Linked DNA regions of Homo sapiens: all the other regions are linked to region 3. A link is a loop called in an ENCODE intact Hi-C map of the cell type or tissue named here. Cell type or tissue: gastrocnemius medialis. All regions are shown on one strand.

The links. Peaks named below come from ENCODE experiments on the same cell type or tissue, not always from the same donor. Only the 100,000 strongest peaks of a DNase experiment are listed, where the experiment ranks them.
Region 1: a loop joins it to region 3, with 8 times the contacts of the local background. A loop is called at or near these places in 61 of 110 quality-filtered maps.
Region 2: it touches region 3 in a loop (4-fold over the local background); 2 of 110 quality-filtered maps call a loop at or near these places.

The regions. Positions count from the first base shown.
Region 1 is chr6:132,818,425-132,826,424 of GRCh38, reverse strand. No RefSeq gene overlaps it. Among named protein-coding and RNA genes, the nearest start is that of SNORA33, 5.2 kb to the right of the region's middle. RefSeq lists enhancers at 5,538-5,607, 6,877-6,926. In gastrocnemius medialis, a CTCF peak has its summit at 3,284 (motif pointing left); DNase peaks (open chromatin) are centred at 3,251 and 7,454; H3K27ac peaks cover 2,138 bases.
Region 2 is chr6:133,058,608-133,066,607 of GRCh38, reverse strand. No RefSeq gene overlaps it. Among named protein-coding and RNA genes, the nearest start is that of LINC00326, 25 kb to the left of the region's middle. In gastrocnemius medialis, no CTCF peak of the experiment used is centred here; a DNase peak (open chromatin) is centred at 4,347; H3K4me3 peaks cover 1,103 bases; H3K27ac peaks cover 2,210 bases.
Region 3 is chr6:133,549,821-133,557,820 of GRCh38, reverse strand. The region is part of intron 5 of TARID (TCF21 antisense RNA inducing promoter demethylation); the gene reads left to right. Among named protein-coding and RNA genes, the nearest start is that of EYA4-AS2, 97 kb to the right of the region's middle. In gastrocnemius medialis, a CTCF peak has its summit at 3,948 (motif pointing right); DNase peaks (open chromatin) are centred at 5,640 and 5,843; H3K27ac peaks cover 3,719 bases.

The sequences.
Region 1 (8,000 bases), 730 kb after region 3:
ACAGGCACCCGCCACCACGCCTAGCTAATTTTTGTCTTTTTATTAAAGATGGGGTTTCACCATGTTGGCCAAGATGGTCTCGATCTCTTGACCTCGTGATCCATCCGCTTCAGCCTCCCAAAGTGCTAGGATTACAGGCATGAGCCACCGCACCCGGCCTATTTATATTTATTTTCAACTAACGATTGCATCAAGCTGAATTTCCAAAATAAAAAGTGAATGCTGGCATTTTGTTTTCATTTTTTAACTTGAGAAAATCACCAGCGTGGGGCAAAAAAAATAACAAGAATCCTCTGTACTAATTTATAGTGACCTGAACATTTTTCTCTCCCTCTGTCTCCCTCCCTCTCCATCCCTCCCTCACTTTCTCTGTCTCTTTTTCCCACTGCCTCCTCCCCAACACCAGCAAGAAATACAGCTTTTTTTTTTTTTTTTTTTTGGAGATGGAGTCTCATTCTGTCACCCAGGCTGCAGTGCAACCTCTGCCTGTCAGGTTCAAGTGATCCTCCCACCTCAGCCTCCTGAATAGCTGGGATACAGGCATGTGCCACCGTGCCTGGCTAATTTTTGTATTTTTAGTAGACACAGGGTTTAATCATGCTGGCCAGGCTGGTCTTGAACTCCTGACCTCAGGTGATCTGCCCACCGCCTCAGCCTCCCAAAGTGCTGGGATTACAGGCATGAGCCACTGCACCCAGCCTAATACTTCTGCTTTTAAAGCATTACCTCCATTTGCTGCAAATAAACTTTGAACACGGACTTTAAAAGTGTCCCGTACTGGGATGTATTGGATTCATTGGCCAGGCAGGTTTCTGACTCACAAAAGGTCGTGTTGTTGCCCATTGCTATGACAGGAGAAACACCTTCGCAGTTTTACTGCAATATAGAAGTTTATTTGAAGACCAGCTCACTTCTTATCGGTTTTATTTTTACTGCAACCCAACACAGTAGTGTCAAACCAAAGTGACTGTTAAACTTCATCTGTCCTGTATTCTATACCGAGCATTTCCAGAAGGCAGCAGTGCAACCCAAAATACTTTGAATGAGACTCACTTCACGAGACAACACTAGGCAACAACAAAGTTAATATGACAAGTCCGCCTTTTATGCCTTGATGATGCTACTAAAAAATCTAACAGATTTATTGTATATCATTTCCTCTTCACATACAACTCTGAATTCTGCTTTTGCACTTTAGCATCGTTCACATTATGTTATCATTTTCATTATTTTAGAGTAAACTTTTCTAGAGTCTTCACATGATAGAAATTTGGAATATAATATTTTGAAAAGGATAATTTTATTTCAAAATGAAGCTTGTGGGGAAATGTAGAAAAGGTTTTAATTTCTTCTTAAATTATATGTGTATTTCCTCCTGAAAGAGTGGCATAGCTGCATCACGTTACGACCCTCGTGGGGCTAAGTACCTCCCTGCAAGACACAACATGTACCCATTTAGCAAAACATCTGCTGACTCCTAGAATCCATCAAGTTTATCCAGCTTCAAATCTACAGGAGAAGGCAGGCTTTTTAATTTGTAGCATTTTATATGCTAATATTTTATTTTCCCCTTATGGATCTCATATTTATTTTTTTTTAATGTGCATTTTGCTTCTTTTCACCTGGGGGCAGCACTGTGAAATATCACAGACCTTTGACTCGGTATTTCTCTAACGAGCCAACCAAGTACAAACAGGATTTTTATATCCATTTGTAAATTTTAGTTGGGGGTAGTTGAGAGAAGGAAAAATAAAAAGACAAATACTACATTTGTGTAAGGTTTAATTCACATCACTCATATAATTCCGTGCTGTTGGCATATGTCTCGATAAATAAGCTTCAAAAAAGAACTTATTGCAATGTAAAAATAGTTTCTCTGAATTCACATGCTTTTTACTGTTCCCAGGTCTCACAATGGCCTTTAAACGTATTTTTTCAGCTTCTTAGAGCCATGTACTCCATATTGTGATAGGATATGTTTCTATGCCCTGCTCCCTAGAGTGGAGCTGGAGAGAAAGGAAGTTGAGACAGCTTGGCTCCACACTCGACTCAAAGCAGCCCAACCTAGAGACTTACTTTCGTTGCCAGAGGAAAAGGAACCTTAAAAAATAGAGGGTGAAAAAAGGCTGAGGAGTTTAAGACTGAAAAGAAAGCCCACAAACAAACAATTGAAATATCTGAGTTCCTACTACACCACGCACTGTCCTAGGCACGGGAGATAAAGGCTCAGAACATAGATGATGCTTCCATGGAGCTATGGTGTGGAGAATTTAATCTCCAAAGTATACCCCTTGCCTTGATCATCTCCAAATTATGCCCATTTTCCAGAATAGGCTTTCTCTGGAAACTTGTTCTTCGGGTAGTTCTAGGCATATTCTCAGTATGGTGGAGAAAACATTGAAAATCAACGGTTTAAATTTTTATAATTTATTTGTATTTCACACATATATATTGCAATTGAGCAAAATTAGTAACCTTGGAAGAAAGATAAAAAACAGCCAGTGTCCACTGGTGGTTACAGAATTCTAATTGATATCATTTATAAAACTTAAACTGGCCGGGCGCAGTGGCTCACGGCTGTAATCCCAGCACTTTGGGAGGCCGAGGCAGGCAGATCATGAGGTCAGGAGATCGCGACCATCCTGGCTAACACGGTGAAACCCCGTCTCTACTAAAAATACAAAAAAAATTAGCCGGGCGTGGTGGCGGGCGCCTGTAGTCCCAGCTACTCGGGAGACTGAGGCAGGAGAATGGCGTGAACCCGCGAGGCGGAGCTTGCAGTGAGCCGAGATCGCACCACAGTACTCCAGCCTGGGCAACAAAGCGATACTCTGTCTCAAAAAAAAAAAAAAAAAAAAAAAAAAAAAAAAACTTGAACTACTTAACTACTTAAAATTACAACTAATTGAAATAATGTTATGTGAGTTAGAAAATTAATGCCAATGTCCTTTAGTATTTAAAAAGTTTAAATGTAAATGGTCTAAGAGCAAGGCTAATTTGGTATTGTTATTATTATTGGAAGCTTTCATTAAACTCAATCCAAATGATGGATAACAGTTTGTAAAAAGCAAATAAATGCAACCAGAAATAGTAAACTAAGCTCAACAATATCCTATAATCTCTATTCCTACAAACAGAATTCTCAAAATCTTCACAGAATGCGATAAGAATCTTTTCCTAGGGTGAACCTGCTATAGTCCCTGCTTCTTACCTTGTCTTCCTGTTTTTCACTGACCTGTCCCTCAGCTGGCATCAGTTTCTTACTGCCCTCTGCTGGCTAGGCATGAATTCATTCGTTTTAAGCAGTTTTGTTTTTACAACTTAAAGTACAGACAAGTATATAAACTCACTTGATTCACAAAACATAAATTTTTAAAAAGATTATTAATGGCACTCAAAATTAACCCCAAGAATGTACTGTATCTTTATTTCATTTAATTTAAAATGTTTTATTGGCATTTGGCCTTCTTTCTCAGTGCCTGCTTGGGTTTCTTCCAAGTAAACTTTCCTTTAAAAAATAAAAATAAATATTTTACTTCAAAAGCAATACATGTTGATTAGAGGAAAAAGAAAACAAGCAAATGGAAAACCTTCCTAGAAACATTAACACCTTGATGTATACCCTTCCAACCTGTCTTCTCTGCCAGCATGTACCTTTATATTCTTTTTTTTTTTTTTTTTTTTTTTTTTTTTTTTTTTTTTTTGAGACTGAGTCTCCCTCTGTTGCCCAGGCTGGAGCGCAATGTGCGATCTTGGCTCACTGCAACCTCTGCCTCCTGGGTTCAAGAGATTCTCCCACCTCAGCCTCCCGAGTAGCTGGGATTACAGGCGCCTGCCACCATGCCTAGCTAATTTTTGTATTTTTGGTAGAGATGGGGTTTCACCATGTTGGCCAGGCTGGTCTTGAACTCCTGACCTCAGGTGATCCGCGCCCACCTTGGCCTCCCAAAGTGCTAGGATTACAGGCATGAGCCACCACTCTCGGCCCCTTTATATTCTATATTATTTTAGTATTTCCTCCTTTTCTTTTTCTAGAAAATGCTATCCTATTGTACGTTCAACTACTTTTCAAAACATGTATATTAACAAATGCCCTTCTATACTATTTCAGTGGCACCCTAATATCCCATTAAGTAAACATATATTTTATTCAATTCTCCATCAACACAAAGTATTGTAGCTCTGTGATGAATATACTTACAGCTATGCCTATTCTTTTATTTGAAATTGGCCTAATAAAGGTTTTCTAAACTAAAACATTCTGAATTGATGCTTTACGATTTTTTCTCTCCCTGGCTGGGTACAGTGGCTCACACCTGTAATCTCAGCACTTTGGGAGGCCGAGGCAGGCGGATCACGAGGTCAGGAGTTTGAGACCAGCCTGGCCAATATGGTGAAACCCCGTCTCTACTAAAAATACAAAAATTAGCCAGGCATGGTGGCGCATGCCTGTAGTCCCAGTTACTTGGGAAGCTGAGGCAGAATCACTTGAACCCGGGAGGCGGAGGCTGCAGTGAGCCGAGATTGTGCCACTGCAATCCAGCCTGGGTGACACAGCGAGACTGTCTCAAAAAAAACAAAAAACAAACCAAAAAAAAAACCAAAAATTTTTTTCTCTCCCTTTATCATCAAAAAGTGAAAGGCAAATAGAACCTCACTGATTGGTAGGGTCTCAGGAGGATCACCAGGGTTTCTATCTTCACAATCTTTGTCACTCAGTTTGGTTAATTCATATTTAAAAAACGAACTCAAAAGAGATGGAAAAATACAACAAAAAGACACTTCTGTCTCTTCTCTGGCACATTTCCTTCCAAAAACTAAGGTACTGTGGAAGCCAAATTAAAAGTGTGGTGATGAAGACCGTCACTGAACATTTAGCAAAAAAAAAAAAAAAGAAAGGAAGAAAGAGGAGGAGGAAAAGGGGAGAAAAAATACTCTGAGGAATGTTTTACACAAAGTAGGGAAGAGCTTAGAAAACTGCCCATCAACATAGGTGAAGAATCCTTAGGAGGAAGATTCATCCTCCTCCCCAGTATTTGTAAGCCTTCCCAAGCAAAAGCCAGATTTGAATACAACTTATCAACACACTAAGATTATGATCTGTAAACTCTGGGAAAAGAGCTGGCTGAAACATCTCACTTATGATAAAGCAATTTGAATTGAGATGTACTGTTATATTTGAAGTGTCAAAACATGTTTTCAAAAAGGAACTCATGATTTATTTTTGCCTGGGATCGGCTTGGTCCCAATCCTTCTGAACATTCTGATGTGTCGATACTTCTATATCCCAAGCCACCAGCAGTGAGTCAGACTGGTGCCCTGAGTGAGTCTGGTGGCCTCTCCCCAGGTCACCTCCTTAACCACGCCATCTCTTTTGCTAGGACTTACTGCTGAAGTTGTTCTTCTAGCACATGGATTGACCTTTCTGAAAATGCCTGGCTGGGAGGACAATGCTGTACCCTTCTCTGCCATCAGCCTGTCCCATCCTTTTCCTGGAGTGGTGATGGCTACTGACCTTATTCCTTGACTACATAGTCTCTTCTCTCTCAGTGGCTCTCAGGAGTACTTGTGATTAACATAGTCCTTGAGCACAACTCTTTAAATAACGAACTCATTTAAAAAAAGAAATTCAAACTCCATTAAGGGCTAGTCCTCAGTAAGCCTAGCAGATGTTTCCACACTTTCCTACGGTTTATAAGCTGTCTATGTAATGCTTCTGTTGCCTCAACAATCCAGTTAAAGACTGACAGTACTTGTTTATAACAGCAGTCTAATACAGCCTTTTTACAATTTCTCTTTAGATGTTTTTTTTTTTTTTTGAGATGGAGTCTTGCCCTGTCTCCCAGGCTGGAGTGCAATGGCGCGATCTTGTCTCACTGCAACCTCCACGTCCCGGGGTTCAAATGATTCTCCTGCCTCAGCCTCCCGAGTAGCTGGGATTACAGGCACCCACCACCACACCCAGCTATTTTTTGTATTTAGTAGAGACAGGGTTTCACCCTGTTGGCCAGGCTGGTCTCAAACTCCCTGATCTCGTGAGCCGCCCGCCTTGGCCTCCCAAAGTGCTGGGATTAAGGGGTGAGCCATCGCGCTTGGCCTCTCATTCATTTTTTAAAGCATTTAAAGTGGTTTATCAGAAATACATAGAATACGCTAATAAAATCACAATGAGGCAAAAAAAAAAAAAAAAAAAGAATAAAGAACAGAAAGAAAATTGAGTCTTTCATTTGGAGGCTCTTACAGCCAAAGAAAACAGGCAGTCACAAGTCTCATTGTCCATGGGTGCAAGAAAACATCAAGTGCTAGGCTCAAACAGCTCTCCTTTTGGGTTCATGAGGGATGTCCTCAACAAGATTCTGAGCACACACAGCAACCAATGTCATAAAACAATTTTCCCCCATAAAACAATGAAGACATCTGCTTCTGTCCTGGCACTTTTGCTTCAGTGGGCTCCCCAGTGAATTCCATATAAGCTACACAGGCAAATCACACTCTGAAGCCGACATTACATTTGCACTGAGTTTTGAAGAATGAGTAGGAGATATCTAGATGGAGAAAAGTAGAGGTACTTCAAACAGAACAAACCAAAGTTATGAAGAGATGGACATGATCACTTTTCAATAACTGTAACTCAGAAGTCTGGATGAGTAACTGGAGTGGAGTGACTCATGTCTTGAAAATCATCTGGATGAGACTGACAGTAGTAAGACCTATACAGCGCAGGTAGGAGTTGAGGATGCCAAGGCCTTTGGCTTGGGAAAGTGGTACGCAGTAACAAGTGATAATGAATGCAGTATGGTGCATACCACACAGTCAGCTTTCTTTTCCTCTAACAAAAACATGTTAGTGATGGTAAAGTTCACTTCAAGGCACGCAAAATTTGAAGAGCAAGTGGGTCTTCCTTGGGAAATTGTCTGGTACAGCTTAGAGTTGATCAAAGAAAACAAAATAGACTTGGGAATCAGGGGAAGCTGTGGGAGTGGGAGAATGTCTCAGGAAGGCTGCAGAGAAGCAAACATGCTCACCTGAACTCTGGAAACTATTACAATTGAAAGCACAGGCAGAATAAGAGAAAGAACTGAAATGTGGTAAAGGTCAAAATGCTAACACAACAGTACTTAAAATCCTGGAGGTCAGGAAAAGGCTGTGATTGAGCCACTGCATTTGACCAGAAGCTGCTGGAGGACAACAGCCAGAAAACCGACAAAGTCTGAGGATGGAGACATTTTAATGACTTGGAGCAAACACAGAGCAACAGTAAGGGAAGATGCAGAGTTCAAGGTTAGATTTGGGGCCAGGTACAGTGGCTCATTCCTGTAATCCCAGCACTTTGGGAGGCCAATCCAACACCTGAGGTCAGGAGCTCCAGACCAGCCTGGCCAACATGGTGAAACCCCATCTCTGCTAAAAATACAAAAATTAGCTGGGCATGGTGGCATGCGCCTGTAATCCCAGCTACTCTGGAGGCAGAGGTTGCAATGAGTTGAAATCGTGCCACTGCACTCCAGCCTGGGTGACAGAGTGAAGACTGTCTCAAAAAACAAAACAAAAACAACAAAAAAACTTGGGAGATTAACATTCCTTCTGACTTTGGTGTTTTGCAGCTGAGATGACAGTGGACATGGAAACACCAAAACAAAACAAAAAAATCTGAGCCTGGACAATGTGGTGAAACCCCATCTCCACCAAAAAATATGCAACAGGCACTCAAAAATGTCTACATAGATTGGTCATACAAGGAAACTAGAATTCAAAGTGAACTTTCCTCAGAAAAGCCAGAGTACATGAGGTTGACAATTTCAATGTTAACACACAGTTCCAGGTTATACACACTTCAGAAAAAATCTCTCAGAGCTCCTTGCTTTCCATGAGGGTACTCAATGTCACTACCATGCTAAGGTCAACCAGCTTTAGCTATAACTACCAAACCAACCAGTACGGGAGACCCTACTCGGAGATTCTCAATCAAGGTTTAAGACGCAAAGAAAAACCTTGGTATA
Region 2 (8,000 bases), 490 kb after region 3:
TTTGTCACTAGGTGCTGCCCCATAGTTACTCTTTTCTATGTATACATAGATTGTTTCCTCAAGACTGGGGACAAGTATAATGCACTACACTTTTTTTCTCTTAAATGACCTTCAATTCCTATTATTGAATATTTCACATAATAAGTGGGCAATAAATATGTTGGCTGATTCGTTTAGTAACTTGTATATACTAAATACTTAGATAATCACCAGGAAGAAATGCTTAAAGAACAAAAAAGTCCATAATCTTTGTTCCTAGACAATTTAAAATCAAACTTTATGGAGTAAATAAATGAGAATTGTTTAAATAAAGTATGTAAACTATCTAAAAGCATAAATATCACAGTGTATGTCAAGAACTTTGTCATTATAATAGGGTTTAAATATATGAAATGTAAGCTTTGAACAAATTAGTAGTTGCCCATAAACACCCTTAAAATATTTATAGTTTTAGCTCTTTTCCAAGTTCAAACCAACTTTTAGGAGACACTATGTAAATTAGAAACATTTTCTCACATATCCTTTGCATGTTTTGTGGGAGGTATAATTGTAGCAAATATGGGAAATATTCTATTTTATTTTGAAAGCAACCTTCAAAGGAATTTATTAAATGCCAGGGTCAAGATGTGAGTTTCTATTTAACAGACTGAGCTATACGTTAAAAGCAAAAAAAAAAAAAAAAAAAAATCAGATGACTTAACAAAACTAGAGAAATCTAAAAATGAACTAAGGGCTTAACTTCAACTTCCATTTATTCAATTTAAAATATCTGTAAATGTTGCTTATCCTGCCTGGGATAAGGTAAAATATAGATCTTGATCTTTAGCTCAGGAAAAAGGTCTTGCTAAGGAGTCAACATCCCTGGGCTAGGAACTCACGAAATAAAATTTGTATTTTTCAGTACACATATTTACTCTTAAAATAGCATTTTAAAATTACAGAAGTAAGGCCAGTTCATGATAGAGATTTAGAGAAATTTTAAAACATATACAAGAAAAAAAATCAACTCCCTTTCATGGGCATATGATACCAAAAAAAAAAAAAAAAAGAGAGAGAGAGATTGTCTCACTTCAACTCTAAGGGCAAATCAGAGAGGGGTGAATATGTCTGGAGTCTTTGGGATTTTGCTATTGCAGGAAGCCTGAGAGGAAATCCCCAACAAAATAAGCCTGACCCCTAGAAAGACTTAGTTATTGGAAGGGAGCTGCTATTCCAGTCTCAGTGCCACATGGGGTCCAGTGCTAGAAGTGGGCTCTCTGGCCAGTTCTTTATTAAGATCATATGTTGGTCCAACAGAAGGCTGGGGAATCCAGGAAAAGCTATTCCAATAAAACTTAATAAGTCCCTGGGAAATAAAGAAGATGATGCAGGTATTTCCCTAAGAGGAGGTATCACAGAAAGGAAATAAACCATATCTCCATTTTATCCAAAGAGCAATGAGGAGGTATTTGGTATCTGGAGGGAGGTCCTCAGTGCTTCAGCTCAGGTGGGAGAAAATGATGCCCAACAAATACTGGTGGAAGACAATTCTGTCCAACCCAACCCAGGGCAACAGCAGCAGGGGAGGCAAGATCTATAACAAGACTGCAAATGCAAGAAAGATATCCCCTGGTCCATGGATTTGGCAAGGAATGATGTCTTGTTTTAATTAGCATGTCTTTGATGACTAAGGAATGTTTAAAATTATGTACAAGTTTATTGGTCATATACATCTAGTGACTTGCCTGTTCATATCTCTCTTTTTATGCTGTGATGTTCATTCTTTTCGTTTAAAATGGTTTATAATCTGAAGATATTAACAATCTTTCTGCAATATGTTGATCCTATTTTTTACAGTTTGTAATTTGCTTTTTGGTTTTATTTATGTTTCAACCCAAATCTATCAATATTTTCTTTTATTTTCTCTACACTCCACTCCAAGATCAGCAAGACATTTGTCTTTAAGCTATTATATTTCATTCTATAAACCACCTGAATAAAATTTTTTAATATAACAGCCGTCTAACTCCTTTTTTGCATTTTTAAACCAAAGATCTGATTACCATTACTTGGATAATCCGTTACTTCATCACTAATTTGAAATCTCATCTTTATCACATTCATTTTACACATATCATTTATTAACGTATTTATCATCTATCCAATTTATTTATGCTTCCAATGATCTGCTGTAAATTCTAATGCCAGTGCCACACTGCTCTAAGTAATGTGATTTATAATTTATTTTAATATCTGATAATGCAAGTAGGTCTTATTGTTTTTCTTTTAAAAACAATCTTGCCTAGTTTCCTCCATTTATTTTTCCAAATAAATTCTAGAACTAGTGGTCAAATTTCAAAGAAGAGTTATTTTTGTGCATATTGGGTTAAAATTTCATTAAATGTATACATTAATATGGGGAAGAAGCGACAACTATACAGTGTTGAAAATTTCCATCTATATATTATCATATATTCCCTTCTATATAACCCATCTATATATATTATATATTCCCATCTATATATTATTATAATAAATGGAGAGAACAAAATATATCTCTCCATTTATTGTTTTATATATTTTTGAGTAAAGCTTTAGAGCTTTGTTTTCATTAGTTTCTGCATATGTCTTACTAAGTTTATTCCAAATTAGTATATATTTTTGTATATTTTGTATCTCTTCAAAAGAATCTTTTCAATCCATTATATTTTAAGTGGTATTTTTCTGTCATATAGAAAGATAATCATAATTTAAAATAGAATTCTTGATGAATATCTCCTTATACACAGTGTTTCCTCCAAATGCTTTGCAACTGATGACATTTAAGTTTTAGGTAAAGTGAAAAACCCATGGACTTTAGCATGAAACATACCTACCTTTCAATCTTGTTTTGACCATTTCTCACTATGCAAATTTGGTATGTCTAGCATACAGTAGGAAGAAAAATATTAGTTCCTTATTTCTCATCCTGTTCCTCATAGAACAATGACTTGGGAATTTCATTCGTTAGTTACATGAACTAGAAAAAATAATTATTATAAACATATACACATATGGGCTTTACTCATTAATTGCGCAAACATTCACTGACTAAGCACAAACTACCAGGCACAGTGCTAGGCACTGAGGATATGAAGGTGACAATATCTGCCTACTGAAATGTGTGGTAGTCTCAACTACATCTCAAGCCATCAGTGGGTTGACTGTTAGAAATCAGTGGATTTCTCTTCTGGATCTTTAGATAATGTGTCTGATCAATCTATTTCTTTCTCCTGAGCAGGTACTCTCATGTATGACTTTCCCATTTTACCAGCTTAATAAATGGTTCTCAGCCTGAGCAAACTGAAGCAAACTATTGGGCATTCCCATTTTCATTTCTGAAGTGACTGCTCAAATCTTTATTTCATTTTATGCCGATGCCTCGGGAGCTGACCTAGGATAAATGGAAGCTACCAACTGCCAACTGTGCTGTCAGCTGTGTGGCCGGGTCAAAGGTGCTGGCTGAGCTTGCAAATTCTGAAGGTTTGCCAGCAGTGAAGGTATTTGCCTTAGAGGGAAATGATGCCTTGTACATATCTCATCCCACAGTGCTGCTGAATGCGTCCATTTCAGGCAATGCCCAATTTGGAGAAAAGAAGAAGTGCAAAAAAAGATGTTTCTTTGACCTCACCGCAAATACGTAAAACCACCTGCAGATCCACAGCCACTCTAATCTTTGCCTTGGGCACACCCTTTTGCTTTAACAGTAGAGAAGAAACAAGTTTCTGTTCCCTCCGAGTGCTGGGAAGTGGCATGACAGCTGGTTTCCATGAGCAGAGCACATACTCCAACCCTGCAAAGAAAAAACTCCCCACAATGCTCTTTTATCTATTAAACTAAAGGGGGTTTTATTACACTTTTGTACATTCAATACATTTATCTAAATTTTTCTCGCATTGAATTATTGTCAAGAAAAGGCTGTTCTTGCATATATATATGTGTGTGTATATATATATGTACTTGTGATCATGCATAACTTAAATGCTAAATTTCTGATTTTTTTGGAGAGGATAACATTTAGAAAAAAATCTATTGACTAAACAAAAATCATTTGACACATGAGGTCAAACCTTAATTTAGCTGTAGGAATCATTGTCGTATCAATGTGGAAGTAGAAATAGCACTAAAAGAATGTTCTTTTTCTCCTGAAAGATGCACCCTCTGACCCACTTTGTGACACATAGTGAGGAGTTCAGTAACTATAAATGTTACCGATGACTCTTATCCTTGGTTTAACTCTGGGTTCTTCTAAATGCTTATGTAGAGTACAAATTATCTGCTGAAGAGTAGCCAAGGTTGCCAAGTGAACAGCACTGAAGACGTCAGAAGGGAGTGAAGTTTGGAAGTGAAACAGCAGCCTTTAAATAGCCCGACAACACACATCATGAGATGACTTCAGTGGATCTCCCATCACTACGGATTGGCTGTAAAGGAAAAATCCTCTTAAGTGTTTAATCCAGAAGATAACTTTTTATTCAATTACTACCAGTATAATTACTATACTATTGTTCAAGATTTTATTCGTTCTTCCTTTTTTTGTCCACTTTGTCTTTTCTTCCTCTAGAAATTCAGAACCTGAATGATTTCTCATTTGAGTCAATTTTGATCACTGCAATCATTAAATTAGACATAATTTAGAAACTTCTAATGAAAAAAGAACATAATTAAGCCAAATTATCAGAAGTTTTAAGGATTGAAAATATTATCAAACAATTTTTAATAGTATTTTTTCTAATAAAAATTCTGAGACATTGGATGAATTAAGATCTATTGATATGAAAGAATGCTCATGTAACTATGGAAAAGAAATTAACATTTAGTTAGTGTTCTAATATGCCAAGCATTATGCATATTAAACTAAGCATTTTCCATATTTTTTCTCATTTACTCTTTTTTACTGCCTTACAAAATATGTGTTATTGTCCCCAGTCTACAGGGCAGAAAACTGGAAATTCACAAAGATTAAAGTATTCAAGTTTAGAAAGAAACTGTTTTTAAGTGACAGAATCCGGATTAAAATCCAGGTCTGCTGACCCCGAGGCTCTTTCTCTTTCCATTTTATCCCATAGGATTTTCCACTCAGCCAAAAATTGAACTTTAAATTTTTACATATTTTTAAATTTAAATATATTTTTCCTCATTAACAACAAAAAAATGGAAAAGAAGAATTATAATTGGTAACATTGACATCAATTTTTAAAAATATTTGTTTCATGCAATAATAAAAATTGTTTTTCTTTTAATAGTAAATGATTTGAGTGAAAAAGTTATCACCATTGTAAATAAAACATAGCTTAATTGACTTTAATATTGCTAGCAAAATTAAATTTGTACTAGGCTCATAGAATAAATAAAAAGTGCATGCATATTTGCCACATTTAATATAGAATGTTTTTTGTAATTTTCAATCTTTTTTGAGTATACTTGCCAAAGCTGTATTTATTTAAGCTGTACAATGTGGTGATTTGACATAGGTATTCACTGTGAAATGATTGTCAAAGTCAAACTAATGTACATATCCAATCACCAATCACCTCACATAGTTATGATTTTTTGTGTGTGGTGAAAACACTTCAGATCAACTCTCTTAGCAAATTTTAAGTACATGATTCAGTGTTATTAACTATAGTCACCATGCTGTACATTAGATTCCAGAACTTATTCATCCTGCATAACTAAAACTTGTCCCTTTTTCTCCCTGTTTCCCCATCCTCCAGCCCCTGACTACCACCATTCTACTCTGCTTCTGCACATAAACAGGAGCATTCATTTATTTGTCTGTGTTGGCTTATTTAACTTAGCATAATGCCCTCTGCATTCATCCATGTTTTTGTAGATGGCAGAATTTTCTTTTTTCTTTTTTAAGGCTGAAGAATATTTCATTATAAGCACACACAGACACACACACACACACACACAGTGTCATGCATTGCTTAGGGATGGGAATACGACTGAGAAATGCACCTTTAGGTGATTTCATCATTGTGTGAACATCATTAAGTGAAATTACACAGACCTAGGTTGTAGAGCCTGTGACACACCTAAGCTCTATGAAATAGCTGGCCTATTGCTCCCGGGCCACAGACCTATACAGCATGTTACTGCCACACCAGCATCACCACAGACACTTGGCTAACCCAGTCCTCTATGAAGAAGTTATGATGGTTATGACATCATGAGGTGGTAGGAATTTTTCTACTACATTATAATCTTATAGGACCACAGTCATATATGTGGTCCATTGTTGGCTGAAATGTCCTTATGTGGTGCTTGACAGTATATATACACCACATTTTCTTTATCCAGTCATTATGCTTTCTCTTGATTTATTTTTGGATTCTTAATGATCAAAAGAAAACAACAAAACAGCTCTTTTCTCTGTCCTCTGTCAACCTAGTCCCTCATTTGTGATTCAACATCCCTAACTTCCAGATATATTTAGTGCTATTGGTTACATTTATATCTAAAAAGGAAACACAAAATCACGGTAAGGTGTAATTTTTTTTTAAAAAAAGAGCTTGTTAATGTGTGAGTGATGGGAATGTATCCAAACGTCTCTCTCCCTCCCTCCGTCCCTCTCTCCCTCCACTTGTGGTTGTTGGTGGTGATGTTTCTTCTGGATAGGCACACAGGTCCCCTCGGATGAGCCAGAGTCTGAACACTGTTGAAAATGGCCCCTTGAAGAACACAAACTCAACAGAAAGTCCCGTCAGAGGATACTCTTTTGCTCACCCAATGGTGTGTGGCCCTGTGGTAAGTTAGAAGTTGAAAGCCAATGTTATTTTTCCTTCTGCCATGAAAATGTGCCTGGAGTAACAGGGAGAACACAATTTCATGTGCTAAATTCTCCTCAATTTTATTCTCTGGAATTATTTCCAAGGAATATACCTCTATGGAAAGTTTACTCTCCAAAGCTGTAGTATTCAATATGGTAGCCATCAGACATAGGAGGCTGCTGACTGCTTAAGATGTGGGTAGTGCAGCTGTGGAACTAAGTTTATTTTACTTTAATTAATTTAAAATTTAAAACTGACATCATGTAAAACATTTCTGTTCAACACATCTATATTGATTTGGCAAGTACACTTGACCCTTAAACAACATGAGAGTTAGGGACACCGACAGCCCAAGCAGTCAAAACTCCAAATAGAGCTTCTGACTCCCCAAATACTTAACTACTAATAGACTGCTATTGACTGGAAGCCTTGCTTATAGTATAAACTGTCAATTAGCACATATTGTGTATATTATATGCATTATATACTGTGCTCCTACAGTAAAGTAAGCTAGAGAAGAGAAAATGTACTAAGAAAATCACAAAGAAAAGAAATATGTTTACTATTCAGTAAGCGGAAATGACCATATAGGTCTTCATCCTTGTCATCTTCACGTTAGGTAGGCTGAGGAAGAGAAGGAGGAAGAGTAGGGGCTGGTTTTGCTCTCTCAAGAGTGCAGAAGAGGAATAAAATCCAGGTATAAGTGAACTTGTGCAGTTCAAGCGCATGTTGTTCAAGGGTCAACCTTGTACAACATTTCACTTTAACTGTTGCATCAAATGTGAGATATTATTTAAATTAAATTTTATTTCTTGCTTTTTTAGTGTGGCTAATAGGAAATTTGAAATTACATATATAGCCCACATTATGTTTGTATTGCACAATGCTATTCTAGAGAAAGTAGGACAAAGATTCTGGTGTCAGACTGAATGGGATCAATGCCCTACTCCTCTACCTACCACCTGTTAAGCTGTGGGGAAATTTACTCAGCTTCTCTGTACCCTGGTTTTCTCATCTGTAAATACGTGTACCTACCTCATAGGGTTATGGGGATTAAATACATTCAGATTTATGAAGTGCTTAAAATCGTGCCTTACATACAGTAAGCACCATCTATACATTTCTAAATTGAGAATAAAAGCAAATTATTCCTCTCTAGAAAAGACAGATCAAAATTCTTCCAACGGATACTCAGTGAGAGCAAAG
Region 3 (8,000 bases):
CAGGTCCCCATAGGTGAATTACAGAGGAGGCCTCTAGGATTTTGGACCAAGGCCCTGCCGTCTTCTGCTGATAACTACTTTCCTTTTGAAAGACAGCTCTTCGTCTGTTACCAGGGCTTTGGTGGAAACGGAACATTTGACTATGGGTCATCAAGTCACCATGTGACCTGAACTGCCTATCATAAGCTGGATGCTTTCTGACCCGTCTAGCCATTATGTGGGTTGTGCACAGCGGTATTCCTTCATCAAATGGAAGTGGTATATAGGCGATCCGGCTCGAGCAGGTCCTGAAGGCACAAGTAAGTTACACGAGGAAATGCCTCAAATGCTCATGGTCTCCACTCCTTCCACCCTGCCTTCTCTTCCCCAACCTGCACCGATGACCTCATGGAGAGTTCCCTATGATCAGTTGACAGAGGAAGAGAAGAGTAGGGCCTGGTTCACAGATGGTTCTGCACAATATGTAGGCACCACCCAAAAGTGGACAGCTGCAGCAATACAGCCCCTTTCTAGGACATCCCTGAAGGACAGCAGTGAAGGGAAATCTTCCCAGTGGGCAGAACTTCAAGAAGTGCACCTGGTAGTGCACTTTGCATAGAAGGAGAAATGGCCAAATATGCCTACATCTTTCTCCCATGCTGGATGCTTCCTGCCCTCAAACATCGGACTCCACGTTCTTCAGTTTTGGGACTCCGTTTGGCTCTCCTTGCTCCTCAGCTTGCAGACAGCCTATTGTGGGGCCTTGTGATCATGTGTTAATACTTAATAAACTTCCCTTTATATATATATATCTCCTATTATTTCTGTCCCTCTAGGGAACCCTAATACACTCACCATCAGTAATTATTAGAGAAATGCAAATCAAAACCACTATGAGATATCACCTCACACTCATTAGCATGGCCACTATCAAAAGAACAGGAAAATAGCATGCTGGCAAGGATGAGGAGAAATTGGAACTTTTTGTTGCACCATCATGGGAATGTAAAATGGTGCCGTTGCTATAGAAAGCAGTATAAATCTTCCTTAAAATTTAAATTTTAAAATTTAATTTTAAAAATTTAAATTTAAAATTAAATTGCCATATGATCCAGCAATCACCCTCATGGGTATGTATCCAAACAAATTTAAAGCATGATCTTAAAGAGCTATTTGCACGCTCATGTTTATTGCACACTCATGTTTATTGCAGCATTATTCACAACAGCCATGAGGTACAAGCAACCCAAGCAGCCATTGATATATGAATGCATAATAAAAATGTGATACACACACACACACACACACACACACACACACACACAATGGAATATTATGCAGCCTTAAAAAAGAAGGAAATCATGTCACACGTTACGACATAGATGAACCTCAAGGACATTATGCTAAGTGAATAAGCCAGTCACAGAAGGGCAACTACTGTATGATTCCATTCATATGAACTATTTATAGCACTGTAGTCAAAATCATAGAGACAGAAATTAGAAATGTAGTTGCCAGAGGCTAGGTGGATGGGGAGGGGCATTAGTGTTTCATGTGTGTAGAATTTGTTTCACACGATGAAAAAGTTCTAGAGCCCCGTTGCACAATAATGTGAATATATGTAACATCACTGAACTTACACTTAAAAATGGTTAAAATGGTGAATTTAATGATATGTGTCTTATTACAATAAAAAAGTTTGATGCTGAAGCACATCTCATCTCTTCTTATACATGTCCAAAGTTTAAAAGTACAGCTTTGGATTGTGAGTTATTTAATCAATGAAGACTCCAGTTTCACTGAAAACACAGGTGATGACAAAAATGATAGGACTTAATACCACCAAAATTTCACACTTCTGGCCATCTGCTTTTCAGAGTCAATGAGTCCTGAAGACAAATTAACATGTGGCATATGAAAGAAAGGCAGGAAAATTGGGACTCTGCCCAGACCTTCAAAGACTAGTACTATCCATTCTGTTTGAAAGCAGTTCTTTTATATATGGACAGGTCTTTCACATTCCGGGCCAAACTATTTCTTTATATAAACAATCTCCTGTAGCCTAATACATCCCATGCTCCTCTGTGATAACTATTCAGCCTCAAGCACAGTAACCCGAGTGCCTGATTGATTGCACTTCTGATCAATTCTTTTTGTATTTGGCTTTTACACCTGACTTACTGTTCCTATGTGAGGTACAGGATAAGTTAGAATAAGCAATGAAATGTAAATCTTCATAGAGCTACAAATGCTGAATTCTTTTGTCAAGAGATCTATACACCAGCAACCAAGGGCATCCCTGGCATTTAAATATAGACCAGTGTCTGCACCAGCAACAGGAAGAGTATCTGGGAACTTGTTAGAAATGCAAGTTTAGCGCTTGTAATCCCAGCACTTTCAGAGGCCAAGGCAGGTGGATCACTTAAGGCCAGGAGTTTGAGATCAGCCTGGCCAACATGGTGCAACCCGTCTCTACTAAAAATATAAAAATTAGCCGGGTGTGGTGTCAGGCGCCTGTAATCCCAGCTACCTGGGAGGCTGAGGCACGAGAATCACTTGAACAAGGGGAGGCAGAGGCTGCAGTGGGCTGAGATGGCACCACTGCACTCCAGCCTGGGCTGGAATGAGACTCCATCTCAAAAAAAAAAAAAAAAAAAAAAAAAAAGAAAGAAAAGAAAAGAAAAGGAAAAAGGAAATACAAGTTTTGGAGTCCCTTTTCAAACCTATCAAGTAAGAAGCCCTGAAGGTGGAGCCCTGAAATCTGTATTTTCACAGCCCTCCAGTTGATTCTGAAGCCAGTTGAAAAAGCAATTGCAACAAAAGCCAAAATTTAGAAATGGGATCTAGTTAAACTAAAGAGCTTCTGCACAGCAAAAGAAACTATCATCAGAGTGAACAGGCAACCTACAGAATGGGAGAAAATTTTTGCAATCTATCCATCTGACAAAGGGCTAATATCCAGAATCTACAGAGAACTTAAACAAATTTACAATAAACAAGCAAACAACCCCATCAAAAACTGGGCAAAGGATATGAACAGACACTTCTCAAAAGAAGACATTTATGTGGTCAACAAACATGAAAAAAGCTCATCATCACTGGTCATTAGAGAAATGCAAATCAAAACCACAATGAGATACCATCTCACGCCAGTTAGAATGACGATCAATAAAAATCCGGGAAACAACAGATGCTGGAGAGGATGTGGAGAAATAGGAACATTTTTACTCTGTTGGTGGGAGTGTAAATTAGTTCAACCATTGTGGAAGACAGTGTAGTGATTCCTCAAGGATGTAGAACCAGAAATACCATTTGGCCCAGCAATCCCATTACTGAGTATATACCCAAAGGATTATAAATCATTCTACTATAAAGACACATGTACACTTATGTTTATTGCAGCACTATTTACATTAGCAAAGACTTGCAACCAACCCAAATGCCCATCAGTGATAGACTGGATGAAGAAAATGTGGCAAATATACACCATGGAATACTATGCAGCCATGAAAAGAATGAGTTCATGTCCTTTGCAGGGACATGGATGAAGCTGGAAGCCACCATTCTCAGCAAACTAACACAGGAACAGTAAACCAAATACCACATGTTCTCACTCATAAGTGGGAGTTGAACAATGAGAACACATGGACACAGGGAGGGGAACATCACACACCAGGGCCTTTCAGCGGGTGGGAGCAAGGGGAGGGAGAGCATTAGGACAAATACCTAATGCATGTGGGACTTAAAACCTAGATGACAGGTTGATAGGTGCAGCAAACCACTATGGCACATGTATACCTATGTAACAAACTTGCACGTTCTACACATGTATCCCAGAACTTACAGTAAAATTAAAAAAAAAAAACAAAAAACGCAAGAACATTGAGAGCCACTACCATAGATCTTTTCCTGTGTGAAAGAGGCCAAATAAAATCCAAGTCCTACCAGCACATGTGTGAAGAGTGACAGCAGGTGGCAGTGTTCGACTATTTCTACCTTTTCTAGAACTCTATTCACCACGGAGCAAATGAAATTTGTCACAGTTTACTGGTCATTTAGTGAAAAAAATAAATTCCATTGCTGTTTTCCATTTCAAAAAAGAAAACTAATTCTCTGTAGATACAGAACCAAAACCTAAAAATAAAATATACACTTTTTTCCTTTTTTGAAATTTAACTTTGGAGGTATTTTTTAAACTGTATTCCATCAAGGTAATAAAATGCCTCTGCTGGGACCCTCCTAGTTGTATTCACATGAAGTCAACAAGATTTCTTCCCACCCACACACCATGCCCTGCCACTCTGTACTATTTTCTATTCTGTGCAGCCATGACTTTTACTTGCCCAATTTATTAATATATAAATATCAGTGCAAACACTGAACTTAAGGATAGTTTATATTTTGAAAAGGGTTCCTTGCAGTGTAGGCCAAAATATTGACCATAGTCCATGGGAGGATGGACTTGGAAAAGAACTATCGTTGTCTTAAGAGATTACGTGACACATGCATGATTTTACAGCAAGAAAGTGAGGAGTCAGGCTTTCCATCCAAGCAACTGATTCTTTTCCCCACTAGTGGAACCAACACCAGTTGCTTTCTGATCCTCAGTGGCCACAGGGATTCAGCCTGACCTGCCCAGAGCCTTCTTTTTTTTTTTTTTTTTTTTTTCTTTTTGAGACAGAGTCTCACTCTGTCACCCAGGCTGGAGTGCAGTGGCTGGATCTCTGCTCACCACAAGCTCCGCCTCCCGGGTTCATGCCATTCTCCTGCCTCAGCCTCCCAAGTAGCTGGGACCACAGGGGCCCGCCACCACGCCCAACTAATTTTTTTTTTGTATTTTTAGTAGAGACCGGGTTTCACCGTGTTAGCCAGGATGGTCTCAATCTCCTGACCTCATGATCCACCTGCCTCGGCCTCTCAAAGTGCTGGAATTACGGGCGTGAGCCACCGCGCCCGGCCCCAGAGCCTTCTTGAAGGCTGCCCTCTGAGTGACCCTTCCTAGATCCCAGAGACTGGCCCACTGCACTGGGCTTGCTCAAAGCAGGACCAGAAAGACCATACTGAGCTCCAGACATTGCCTCGTCCCTTTCACCATATTCTCTAAACACAAAGAGTTTTGAATTTTAACATTATTGTACCCTTAAGAGCTTTTCTTGATAAATGGCTCTTTGGATGACATGTACAATAGCATCCAATGCCTTCTCCAAGACGAATGACTACTGTAATAACAGCAATACACTTAGGGCTATTCCGCCTACAACTGAAGCTTTTGTTTTCTGATGTTCTTTTATCCCTAACATCAATTTGTTCCTGTCAGTAAACATAAGCTATCGAGGCAGAATTTCATGTACAGAAGGCAATGTTTGGTCTTCCCTACTGGCATGTTAAATACATTTTCCTGATGCAATGTTACATTTAATGTTGTGCTGCTGGGGAGAAAAATTCATCAGTGTCTCTTCAGCTCATGATCCTATCTTGTCTTGAGATCACGTTTCATTATTCCTCAAGCCAAGAATACACGGGGTCTGGTCTATGGCCAAATAATGTGATTCTGGGACATAGATTGGGATTACTGAAGATAAAGTGGCCTGGCCATGAGGCATACTGTAAGAACACATGTTCTTATTAGATTGCATCCCATCTCTGCGGTGGCTGCCCTCCTGCCAAGACTGAATGCTACTAAGCACATACCTCCCCTCAGCTCTCAAGTGAGTCACAAGTTTGCTTTCATTCCAAAAGCAAAACATAACAGTGAGAGAGGCCCAGGGCCACTTAAGAGCTACAAGCTGTTGGTTCGTATGGGGGCAGAGCCTGCCTTCCAGCTGAGGCAGCACCCCAATAATGCCAAGTGGCGCCTTCAGCATTCTCACAGGTGCAAGCTATTTCTTCCTGAATGAATCACCGAGTCTCCTCTAAGTTCTTTGTGCTACTCACTGTTGCTTACATCATAAACACACGGAGGCTGCAAAGCTTCACACTTTGTTCCAAACATTTAAAAGGAGCTTTTAGCCTGTCTCCCTCCTTATATGGCGATAACTGATCTCTGAACCATTCTCAGCTCAGGGCCTTACCTTGGAAAGGACCATGGAAGTCAAAGGCAATATCAATAGCTGAAGACCTCCAGTGGTTTTTTTTAACGGACCAGATATAATAAGGCAGGTATATGGCCAACCACTTTTCAGATGGAATTACAGAGATGAGACCACAAGGAGGAACTCATGAGCCTTAGGAGTACTTTAACATCCAATAGTGAAGTCCACTTGGTCTTAAGTGAAAGATCTAGGAGGCAGAAATGGCTCTGTAATTTTATTCTTCCATTTGTCATCTTCCTTATCCAAAGTGCCTTAAGGTTATGGGCGGGTCTCATAGTTTCTTAAGGGCCCTAAAGTTAGGGGAGGGTCTCATAGTTTCTTAAAGTGTAGAGTGCAGAGTACCTGTGTCAAAATCACTGGAAGTGCTTCTTAAAGGTTTATTCCTAACCCCCACCACATACCACTCACTTCTCAGTGAACAGAATCACTCAGTTTGGGGCCCCAGGCATCAGCATTTTAATGAGATTCTTGGGTAATCTTTTTGGACACTGCCTTTTGAGGACCATTTATTTAGGCTCTTAAGAGACTTTCACACTACTGATAACAATGTCATTCCCTGAATAGTTGTCATGGAGTATGATGAGCTCCAACCATGCCTTCAATTAAACCCTTGGGCAGAACTGGCACTCAGAGGTGGTTGTTCTTACTATGTATATATCACCCACTGAGACACAAACCTCTCAAGGTCAATAATTAGGTCTTTTACTTCCTTTATTTTTTTCAGCAATGGTAATGACAGTGCCATTGTAAGTAAACAAGACATATAATCTTGTAAAATTAGATGTAAAACAAGGCATATAGTCAGTAAAATAAGGCAGAGAAAATTATTTGAACTTATTGTATTGCATTTGAAGGACATTCTACTGGTATTCTGTTGGAATAGGTCTTGCCTGATTGCCTAATTTCACTGAAGCCCACAAGGACGTGGCAAGGTTGACAAGCGGGCTTAACTGGCTATTGGCAAAGTTCTGTTAAGAGGACAGTCCTTACTAGCTGAGTTGAAACCTGGAGTGACCCAACAGAGGTCCAAAGGCTAGAATACAGCCTGACATACTAGGTGTTCAATAAATGCTTGATGCATAAAAAATGAGAACTGTGATTCTATTGCTTTGCAATATTTGCTGATTCACAGTTTCCTCATATTCTTGTGCAGTTATTTTATTCTTATTATCCTATATATTTGCCTTAATGCTCAGAGAGTTATAAATAACAATGAAACTTAATTTGAAAAAAAATTCATTGGTATTAATTAAGGGAAAGGGTCACAATGAATTCTATCAGACATTACTGAGGCTCCCAGCTAAAGAGCCTAACTTAATACCGCTTAGACAACTTAAAACCTTAGATCTAAGCAGAAAACCTAGGGAGAATAAGTTTTAGAGAAAATCAAAATGCTCAAACCTCTAGGAAACTATCCCCAGAACCTTTACTACTTCTCTTTCTATACACAGGCACTATCTCAAATATGGTAGTTGGACAAGAATATTGCACATGTATTACCACATGCAGTTCTAATGCCTCCCTCTATTTAGAATGCAAGCTCAGTGAAGACAGGAACTAAAAATACACTCAATAATCCTCATAGACACAAATAAGTTAGAGTCTAAGTAGCTCGCAAGCAGTTAATAAATACCTAAATACTGGAATGAATGACAACCAGGATTCTGGCAAAAAAAATAGGCAGGAAATCTCCTCATGCCTAGAGGGGTTTGCCGGATAGTAAGGAGGATCCTCTGAGGAGGGGCCAGTGGAAAGTTCTTGCTTGAAAAAAGATTCTGAGCTGAATGCTTACTTATTCCCAAGGACCAGCCTGACTCTGTATGTGCCGTTCTGGAGGAAAAAAAGAAAAGAAGGAAAAGGAAAAACAAGAGCAACAAACTCTAAGTGGCAGCAAACAGATTTGAGGCAAAGGCATCTATTTGTGCTCGT